Regions from separate parts of the Homo sapiens genome. Here region 2 is linked to region 1. Evidence: read pairs that join two places in POLR2A ChIA-PET (ENCODE). Cell type or tissue: MCF 10A. All regions are shown on one strand. Links, peaks and the distances in the headings refer to the core of each region. The heading gives the core; the rest is flanking DNA.

The links. Peaks named below come from ENCODE experiments on the same cell type or tissue, not always from the same donor. Only the 100,000 strongest peaks of a DNase experiment are listed, where the experiment ranks them.
Region 2: POLR2A ChIA-PET joins it to region 1 with 5 read pairs; 5 of 35 experiments call an interaction of 5 or more read pairs at or near these places.

The regions. Positions count from the first base shown.
Region 1 is chr3:141,936,850-141,943,281 of GRCh38, reverse strand. It overlaps LOC124909442 (a long non-coding RNA gene), which reads left to right and starts at 4,860. Exons shown (of 2, transcript XR_007096121.1): 1 at 4,860-5,588. RefSeq lists an enhancer at 4,689-5,535. In MCF 10A, for the core only: no CTCF peak of the experiment used is centred there; a DNase peak (open chromatin) is centred at 2,761.
Region 2 is chr3:142,170,535-142,174,534 of GRCh38, reverse strand. It overlaps GK5 (glycerol kinase 5), which reads left to right. Exons shown (of 16, transcript NM_001039547.3): 13 at 2,079-2,182; 14 at 3,057-3,116. Among named protein-coding and RNA genes, the nearest start is that of TFDP2, 23 kb to the right of the region's middle. In MCF 10A, for the core only: no CTCF peak of the experiment used is centred there; no DNase peak of the experiment used is centred there.

The DNA of each region.
Region 1 (6,432 bases), core at 976-4,975:
AGGAGGCAGAGGCTACAGTGAGCCAAGATCGCGCCATCGCACTCCAGCCTGGGCAACAAGAGCGAAACTCCATCTCAAAAAAAAAGAAAAATGAACAATAAAATAATGGTGGGCTGTTCGGGTGAGGGTAGTGGGTACTCTGGGGCTCTGCCAGAGAGTAAGGACTGAGACCCTCTTTCAACATCTGAGTTCCTCTTCATGAATTGCCCTCAGAAGGGTGGCCAGGGCCGGGCGCGGTGGCTCACACCTGTAATCCCAACACTGGGAGGCCGAGGTGGGCGGATCACAAGGTCAGGAGATCGAGACCATCCTGGCTAACATGGTGAAACCCTGTTTCCACTAAAAATACAAAAAATAGGCCAGGCGCAGTGGCTCACGCCTGTAATCCCAGCACTTTGGGAGGCCGAGGCGGGCGGATCACGAGGTCAGGAGATCAAGACCATCCTGGCTAACACGGTGAAACCCCGTCTCTACTAAAAATACAAAAAAATTAGCCAGGTGTGGTGACGGGCGCCTGTAGTCCCAGCTACTTGGGAGGCTGAGGCAGGAGAATGGTGTGAACCTGGGAGGTGGAGATTGCCCCACTGCACTCCAGCCTGGGTGACAGAGCGAGACTCCGTCTCAAAAAAAAAAAAAAAAAATTAGCCGGGCATGGTGGCGGGCTCCTGTGGTCCCAGCTACTCGGGAGGCTGAGGCAGGAGAATGGCATGAACCCAGGAGGCGGAGCTTGCAGCTAGCCGAGATAGTGCCACTGCACTCCAGCCTGGGTGACAGAGCAAGACTCTGTCTGAAAAAAAAAAAAAAGAAGAAGGGTGGCCAGGTGCCGTGGCTTACCCCTGTAATCTTAGCACTTTGGGAGGCTAGGCCCAGAATTGCTTCCCTGCAATTCGTAGGGAAGATGCTTTCTTATCATCTCTTACACCAAACCAGCATCAGCGAGAACAGCGACAGCAGTCAATATAGAATGCCATGTCCCCAGGCCTCAGGTGGAATGTCACCTGACCTCCGGAACATAGCAGCCCCTCAGCACCTGATCACGCAGTCTCTACCTGTCTCAGGGAGAGGCCGGAACCCTAGATAGCTTATCTCCTATGTTCCAACAAGTTGAGCACGTGGACAATCAGAAGGCACAGAAGGGTGTGGAGCAGTTCAGGGGCCAGCAAGTAGACCCAGGTCTTGAAAAGGAGATGGCTAAGTAAGCACTCGATGACATATTGGAAGGAATGCATCTTCCCATAAAGACTCCCCCTGGAGTTTCACAGACCAAATAAGGGTGGCGGTGGTGGGGAAGTGGTGAGCCTGTGCTCAAGCCCCTTACCCCAGGGGTCTCCTGGAGTAGTGAGCCAAGCTGGTATTGTGCCTTCTCCGTTCCTCCCGGCCTAGAGGAGCCACTTACTAGTGCCGTTTGGTGAAGGTGTCCAAGGACTCATGGGAGTAACCACTGTATCTCTTGGGCTTAAGAAGGTGCTTTTGTTCTTGTAGCCACATGGGGGATGGCACAGCGACTGAATACACCGCTGACCAGGGGCGATACCTGCAAGCCCACAGAATTGTCTACGAAGAGACAAACTATTTTCAAAAATATTTAAAGAGATTTATTCCGAGCCAAATATGAGTGACCATGGCCCCTGACACAGCCCTCAGGAGGTCCAAGAACATGTGTGCAAGGTGGTCAGGGTGCAGCTTGGTTTTATACATTTTAGGGAGACATGAGACTTCAATCAAGTATGTTTAAAAAATACGTTGGTTCGGTCCAGAAAGGTGGGACAACTCGAAGGTGGGGGGCGCTTCCGGCTTATAGGTAGATTTACAAATTTTCTTGTTGACAATTGGTTGAGTTTATCTAAAAACCTGGAATCAATAGAAAGGAAATGTCTGGGTTAAGATAAGGGATTATGGAGAGAAAAGGTCGCAGGCTTCAGAGAATAGATGGTAAATGATTCTTATCAGTAAGGTCTGTGTTGATGTTAATGCCAGCGGGTATAATGAGGCACTTCCCGTTCCTGGCCGGAACCGGTCTCTGAGGTTACATTTTAAGAGCGCCCTGGCCAAGGAGAAAGTCCATTCAGATGGTTGGGGGGTGGGACTTAGAACTGTATTTTTGGTTGACGGAGTTAATTCCATGCCCAGCTTCTTGAGCCTCAGAGAGAAGACAGCTTCAACCCAGAGCCTTTTCCAGAAGAAAGAACCCGACTGGCAGTCAGCTTGCTTGCTTCTGTTCCTACTCCCAGAGCTATGGCTATGTTTTCTCCATTCCTTTTTTTTTGAGACAGAGTCTTGCTCTATTGCCCAGGCAGGAGGTGCAATGGCACCATCTTGGCTCACTGCAACCTCCACCTCCTGAGTTCAAGTGATTCTCTTGCCTCAGCCTCTCGAGTAGCTCGGACTACAGTCACATACCACCACGCCTGGATAATATTTTGTATTTTTAGTAGAGACGGGTTTTCACCATGTTGGTCAGGCTGGTCTCAAACTCCTGACCTTAAGTAATCCACCCACCTCAGCCTCTCAAAGTGCTGGGATTACAGGCGTGAGCTACCGCGTGCGGCCTCCATTCCTTCTCCTACGGGAGCTGCTTCTGTATTTCTGTGCATCTTCTCAGAGTGCTGGCACTTCTCACTGAAGCTTGCACCTGACGACACCGCCAGCTTCCCCAGTTTCTTGCCAGATGAAGGCTCCATCTGCCGGTCTTACTGTGGACGGCTGCCAAATGCCCGGGGGCTCCCTGATCACTGCCAGCTCAGCCTTCTCTCTGAGAGGCCTTTCCAGCCTCTTGCTGAAACTTGCTTTCAGGAGAGCATCTCAGTGGAAAATGCACAGTGGTGAAGGAAGTCCTGTAGTTGGGGAGGGTGTGGGTGGTGGGGGCACAACCAATCCGGTTAGTGTAGAGCAGCATTTGTCATATCCACTTTCTCACTTTCATCCAAATTGCTTCAGGACATTTTTGCCACTGGGGCACAGTGATTCATCCAACCATTTCCTTATTGCCTTCTTATCTCCCGCCTTGGCTAAGGGGCCTAAAGTACTGTGACACATTATGCTAAGGTCAGGAGATTTGTTTTCTTCTTTCATGCCCTACCTACCACTTGGTCATGGCTCTCAAAAGCCGAAACTCAATCATGAGAAGTTTGTGCACTAAAATCCAAAAATGACAATACCGAAAAGGTCCCATCTCCACAGGAAGGACTTTCTGGTTCTGCTAATACATCATAGATTTGCTTTCAAACCTCCAGCAAAGGTTTTCCTCAGTCTGAGTACAACAAAAAGTAATTTTACAGGATGATTTTTTTCCTTGCAGAGACAAGGTCTTGCTCTGTCACAGGCTGGAATGCAGTGACACCATCACAGCTCACTGTAACTTCGAATTCCTGGGCTCAAGTGGTCCTCCCACCTCAGTCTCCACAGTAGCCGTGGTGTGCACCACCACACCTGGCTTGTTTTTTTATTTTGTGTAGAGACAGGGTCTCACTATGTTGCCCATGCTGGCCTCCAGAGATCCTCCCGCTTCAGCCTCCCAGAGTGCTGGAATTATGGGCATGATGTATTTTTAAAACTTTAAAACATCTACAGGATTTATTTTAAAAATTTTAAAACATCTAGGTTTTGTCTGCTTTTTTTTTTTTTTTTTTTTTTTTTTTGAGACGGAGTCTGGCTCTGTCGCCAGGCTGGAGTGCAGTGGCAAGATCCCAGCTCACTGCAACCCCCGCCTCCCAGGTTCAAGAGATTCTCCTGCCTCAGCCTCCTGAGTAGCTGAGACTACAGGCATGCACCACCACACCCAGCTAATTTTTGTATTTTTAGTACAGACGGGGTTCCACCATGTTGGCCTGGATGGTCTCGATCTCTTGACCTCGTGATCCGCCTTCCTCGGCCTCCCAAAGTGCTGGGATTACAGGCATAAGCCACCGTGCCTGGCTCACTGCAGCCTCCGCCTCCCAGGTTCAAGCAATTCTCCTGCCTCAGCCTCCCAAGTAGCTAGGACTACAGGCATGTGCCAACACACCTGGCTAATTTTTGTATTTTTAGTAGAGACTCTTTTGCCATGGTAGTCAGGCTGGTCTCGAGCTCCTGACCTCAAGTGATCTGCCCACCTCGGCCTCCCAAAGTACTGGGATTACAGGAGTGAGCCACCGTGCCTGGCCATGTCTGCTTTTTGTGACAGGTCACTGGAGTAGCGACAAGGCCATTTTGACAATAGAACAGTGGTGGCTCTTCTGCATGAAAGACTCTGGCCCATCTTACGATCAGCTAAATAACACTTTCCTCAAGTATTACCAAAATTCAGTTTATAAGTCATGACTAAGAGTGGAAGAAGGGGCTGGGATGCACCTGTAATCCCAGCTACTTGGGAGGCTGAGGCAAGAGAATAGCTTGAACCTGGGAGGTGGAGGCTGCAATGAGCCGATTTCGTGCCACTGCACTCCCACATGGGCAAAAGAGGGAGACTCCATCTCAAAAAAAAAAAAAAAAAGAAAAAAAGAAAAAAAAGGAGTGGAAGGACACAAGAATGACATACTTTTATTTCAATAAATGCTTTTGGAAATGATTTTTAAGAACAAAAACTAGAGACCTCCTGAAAGTCGGATTAAAGGTTGTGCAGGCCGGGTGCAGTGGCTCAGGCCTGTAATCCCAGCACTTCGGGATGCCGACGGGGGCAGATCACCTGAGGTCGGGAGTTTGAGACCCGCCTGACCAATGTGATGAACCCCATCTCTACTAAAAATACAAAAATTAGCAGGGCGTGGTGGCGGGCACCTGTAATCCCAGCTACTCGGGAGGCTGAGGCAGGAGAACCGCTTGAACCCAGGAGGCAGAGATTGCAGTGAGCTGAGATCCCGCCCTTGCACTCCAGCCTGGGCAACAACAGTGAAACTCCGTCTCAAAAAAAAAAAAAAAAAAAAGCGTGCAAAGATGCATATGATGAACTGCATTTTCCTCGGAGCAGTTGGTATTCCCCCCTCCTCTCACCCTCTTTGAACAGACGGGCATTCGGGGAATGGGGGGAGGGGACACAGCATGGCGGGGGTTCCTTGCTCCCTTAGCCAGGGCGGTTGACTCGCACCCTGCTGCAGGACGGAGAAGGCAGCCGCTTGGAAACCCCGGGCTTCAGTCCTCAGCCGGGTCTCTGGATGTAGACCCCCGGAGTCTGTCTTCTGAGACCGACAAGGCTTGTCAATGGGCAACACAGGCTCCGGGACTTCCGGAAACAGTTTCTCAAGAAACATTTCTGAAACTGCTTGGTTAAGGATGACTCCCGCAAGGGCGGCTGTCACCTGCCTGCTGGGCCCGCACCGGGAGACTTGTCTACACATAAACTGTGCAGGTTAAAGACAGGCCAGGCCAAAGAAATAAGCTTGCAGAGGAGAGAGGGTTTTCACCTATTTTCTTCCCTACCCCAATCCCTGAAAGTTTTCTCAGAACCTGGAGGGCCCAGCATGAGCAACTTCCTGGGCTGGGGCTTGGCCAGGGAGGCAGGTGCCTGCCAGGGCAGGCAGGGACCACTCCCTGTCATCGTAACAAAAGATAACACAGAAGCAGATGGGAGAAAAGTCTGGGGAGAAACAACATGAGCAGAAAACCACAGAAATGTAAGTTTACAACACCCCTATGTTATCAGCCAGGGAGCCATGGAGGTGCTGCAGGGCAGTAGCCCGCCAGCAAGACGCCAGATTTCTCCTTCCAGGTGCTGAGGGAGGGGCTGGTGGTTCAGCCGAGGGGATGAGAAAACCAGCAGCAGCTGCAGCAGTTGGTAAAACGGGCACACCGGGCGCGGTGGCTCACGCCTGTCATCCCAACGCTTTGGGAGGCCGAGGCAGGTGGATCACAAGGTCAGGAGATCGAGACTATCCTGGCCAACGTGGTGAAACCTCGTCTCTACAAAAAATACAAAAATTAGCTGGGCGTGGTGACATGTGCCTGTAATCCCAGCTACTCAGGAGGCTGAGGCAGGAGAATCGCTTGAACCAGGGAGTCGGAGGTTGCAGTGAGCCGGGCACAGTGGCTCACATCTTATCCCAGCACTTTGGGAGGCCGAGGCGGGTGGATCACCTGAGGTCAGTAATTCGAGACCAGCCTGACCAACATGGTAAAACCCCCATCTCTACTAAAAATACAAAATTAGCTGGGCGTGGTGGCACGAGCCTGTAATCCCAGCTACTCGGGAGGCTGAGGCAGGAGAATCCCTTGAACCTGGGAGGTGGAGGTTGCAGTGAGCCAAGATCACGCCATTGCACTCCCACCTGGGCTACAAGAGCAAAACAAACAAACAAAAAAAACAAAAGAAAAGAAAGAGGCCGGGCGCGGTGGCTCATGCCTGTAATCCCAGCACTTTGGGAGGCCGAGGTGGGCGGATCACGAGGTCAGGAGATCGAGACCATCCTGGCTCACACGGTGAAACCCCATCTCTACTAAAAATACAAAAAATTAGCCGGG
Region 2 (4,000 bases), core at 1-4,000, 230 kb before region 1:
TCAGGCCAGTTAAAGCAGTATTTTCTGTGATATCCTGGAAGAAGTCATATTTATGCAGGAAAAAAACATAGCATATTGCTAGGGACTAATTGAACTGGCCAAATCTGACTAATCTTAGTTTTATGATACTATACCATCTGATATAAACCAGATTTACTATATACGTTTTTACTAATTAAAATCACCAGAAGGTGTTAATAGATTTGAAAAATTAAAATAAAATCTCAGTAGGAGGGAAATCATAGCTATAGCAAAGATAAGATGTAATATAGAATTTCTTAAGTCATTAAGAAAAATATTGTTTGTTCATTTATTCACCAAATGTGTATTGTTCTCCCATGGGGAGCCAGATATAGTGCTAGGCACAAGAGACACACTGGGAGTACATCGGACAAGGTTCCACCCTGTGGTACTTATAGTGTATTGAGGAAGGTGGGGTTTCAACAAACCATCAAGCAGAATATGTGATTATAAACTGTGGTGCATGGTATGATGGGAAGTTACAGGGTTCCATAAAAACAGAGACCTCATCTAGTCTCTGGGGTCCAGAGTTTTCCCTGAGGAAGCCAAACCAAGATTTGGAAGGGAGTAAGAATTAATTAGGAGAAAGGGTGGTAGAAGGTGTTTCAGGTAAAGGGATGATGTGTCAAAACCCTGAAGCTAGAAGGTGCTTTTTCTGAGGATCATAATTTCCTGACAGCGCTGGATGTCCTTGAAATGACCATTTTGATGTGTTAGCGCTCTTGTGAGACTCTTGTCTGTTTCCTTGTGAGACTGTGAGACTGCAAGCTCCAGCAGGGATCTTTGTTTTTCATGTTTTTTGTTTTTGTTTTTGTTTTTGTTTTTGTTTTGAGACGGAGTCTTGCTCTGTTGCCCAGGCTAGAGTGCAGTGGCGCCATCTCCGCTCGCTGCAAGCTCCGCCTCCCGGGTTCACGCCATTCTCCTGCCTCAGCCTCCCGAGCAGCTGGGACTACAGGCGCCCGCCACCATGTCTGGCTAATTTTTTGTATTTTTAGTAGAGACGGGGTTTCACCATGTTGGCCAGGCTGGTTTCGAACTCCTGACTCAAGTGGTCCACCTTTGTCGGCCTCCCAAAGTGCTAGGATTACAGGTGTGAGCCACCCTGCCTGGCCTGTTTTTCATCTTTGTGTCCCAGAATTGCCTTACATTTCTGGAGATACAAAGATGAATAGAAACCTCATCTGATTAATACATACTTCCAGCTCAACATTTTGGCTCTTTTGAGAACATGTTAGGCTGGATTATTTCTGATATTAGGCAGTAAGGCTATTAAGCTAAGAGAGAAGAGTGTAGTGGTGTTTTTTTTTTTTTTTTAGACCCTGTCTCACTCTGTCACCTAGGCTGGAGTGCAGTAACGCGATCACGGCTCATTGCAGCCTCAAACCCCTGGGCACAAGCAATCCTTCCACCTCAGCCTCCCAAGTAGCTGTAACTACAGGTGTGTATCACACCCAGCTAATATTTAAAGTTTTTTGTAAAGGTGGTATCTTGCTTTGTTGCCCAGGATAGTGTTGAATTCCTGGGCTGAAGCAATCCTCCCTCCTTGGCCTCCCAGAGTGCTAGGATTACAGGTGTGAGCCACTGCACCTGGCCAGAGTATAGTTTTAATGTCTGACAACATATTTGATTTAAGTTATGACACTAAAAAGTACATTTTTGTAGAAAGCTATTCTACATAGTAAAAAGTAGAAAGCTATTCTACATATTAAACAATTTTAGTGTAAAAACTTTATAGCTGGAGAAGGGGGATTGCTGTGATTGCTCTTCATTTTCCACATTTATAAAGCTAAGCATTTAATAATTTGTTACTATATGCTTCAGTTCCTCTTTCTGACATAAATGCAAACAGAAGCTAAGTACAGTAACTATGACTCAATATCGCTTAAATGCTGTTAAAAAGTTATCCCAATATTTACCATAATCTTTTATTTTAAAATTATTTAACCATAGCATTATTTTCTTCTAACGTGGCTATGTTGTTGTTGTATAGTATTTCCTCAAGTCCGTAGATGTAATTTAGAATAATAATAATATATTCTTGTTATCTCTTACTGTAGGCTCCATTAAATGACCCCTGGGCATGTGCCTCTTTTATGGGTTTGAAGCCTTCTACCAGTAAATACCATCTTGTACGAGCAATATTGGAGTCAATAGCTTTCAGGTATGAAAACCTGCCCTAAACTTCCCCTTCCCCATAGAATATTGCCATGTCTTTCATTAATTTGCTACTAAATGGAAAATTTCTTAATTTTAATTAAATTCTTTGTATTTTTGGCTTATTTGATACTATATATTATGTAATATGTTCTTCTTGCTAATTTCCATGGTATCTTTCTTATTTTTTCTTATATTTAATGTACCAACACCACTCAGACTTGATATCTGAAAATTGAAGGATTTTTTTAAAAAATTCAATTTCTTAAGCATGCAAGATTCAAAATTTGGATTTTCAAAGGTTTAGTATCCTTATTCATGAAAGATAATTCCAAGTAATAATGCTTCTGTTGTACCCCAAAATTGAGTCATCAGAATTATTCTTCTGCATATTTCCCTGTAATCTTTTTGTTATGAGACAGGTGTTAATTATTAAAATTAAGAATGATGCTGTCATGAATATGGGATGTTTGTAACATTTAAAATAAAATTTTCTGTGATTACAAAGTAATTGTTTTTATATTTGATGAATTCTATTAGATTTTACTTATGGTTTGTCATCTTAATAGCTATCTATTAAATAGATGCTTGTTTTAAATTTTTCTTTGTAGAATGGTAATAGATAAAATTTAGTTGTAAAATATAAATTATGCCTTCTTACATGAAGGCAAAAAAAACACAAGGACCTGCGCTTCTTGCTTATTTGAGTATCTGTTATACAGTTTCCATTTAGCACAATTTATTTCTTTAATATTTTGTTTTGTACATTTTATAAATATCAAATAAATAAAACTATAGTTTGTATTTTTCAAGATCAGAATAAAGTAGTGAATTATTATGATATGAATTTCTTATAAATAGTTATCTTGTTTTTTAACTAGAAACAAACAGTTATATGAGATGATGAAGAAAGAGATTCATATTCCTGTAAGAAAAATCCGGTATGTAAAGTTTATTTCTAATAGACTTAATTAGAAATTAGAAGTAAGTGGTAGCTGCTATGAGCTACCACTCATTTCTTTTTTAGATCCTGAATAATTCATCTTTATGATTATTGAGGATTTCAAAAATAATTTCTGCTTAGCTCCTTCACAACAAAATTCTTTTTTTTTTAATTTGTATTTTTATCGAGACAGAGTCTTGCTGTGTCACTCAGGCTGGAGTGCAGTGGCATGATCTCGGCTCACTGCAACCTCTACTGCCTGGGTTCAAGTGATTCTCATGCCTCACTATCCCGAGTAGTTGTGACTACAGACATGCACCACCACGCCCAGCTAATTTTTTTGTATTTTTAGTAATGATGGGGTTTCGCCATGTTGGCCAGGGTGGTATTGAACTCCTGACCTCAGGTGATCCGCCCTCTTCAGCCTCCCACAGTGCTGGGATTACAGGTGTGAGCCAACGCGCCCAGCTACAACAAAATTCTTGGTCATAGGAATTCAGAGAGGAAAGGAGAGCTAATTGTGGATTTATGGAGAATATAATACAATATCAAATTTGGGTGCATCTTGGCACCCATATGTGTAGTATATCAATTTTTAAAATCTCTTTTTTGGGTGTATATCCTTTGGGCATGTAAGCATCAAACTTCTCGACTTTCTTTTCTGTAATATCTAAGTGAATTTTTATGTTGCCTTAGTTTATTATACCTGGCTTGTTTTGAACTAGTCCTAAGACAAACAAGGACAGGTGAGAAAATTGGTGGCAGAAATAAGGAAAATGTTTAAAGATTACCCAGTAAGGTTCTCTGTCATTAGGTTAATGCTAAGTGATTTAATTTTAGAATTAAAAAGTAAAATTTATAAAATAAAATCAAGGATTTCAG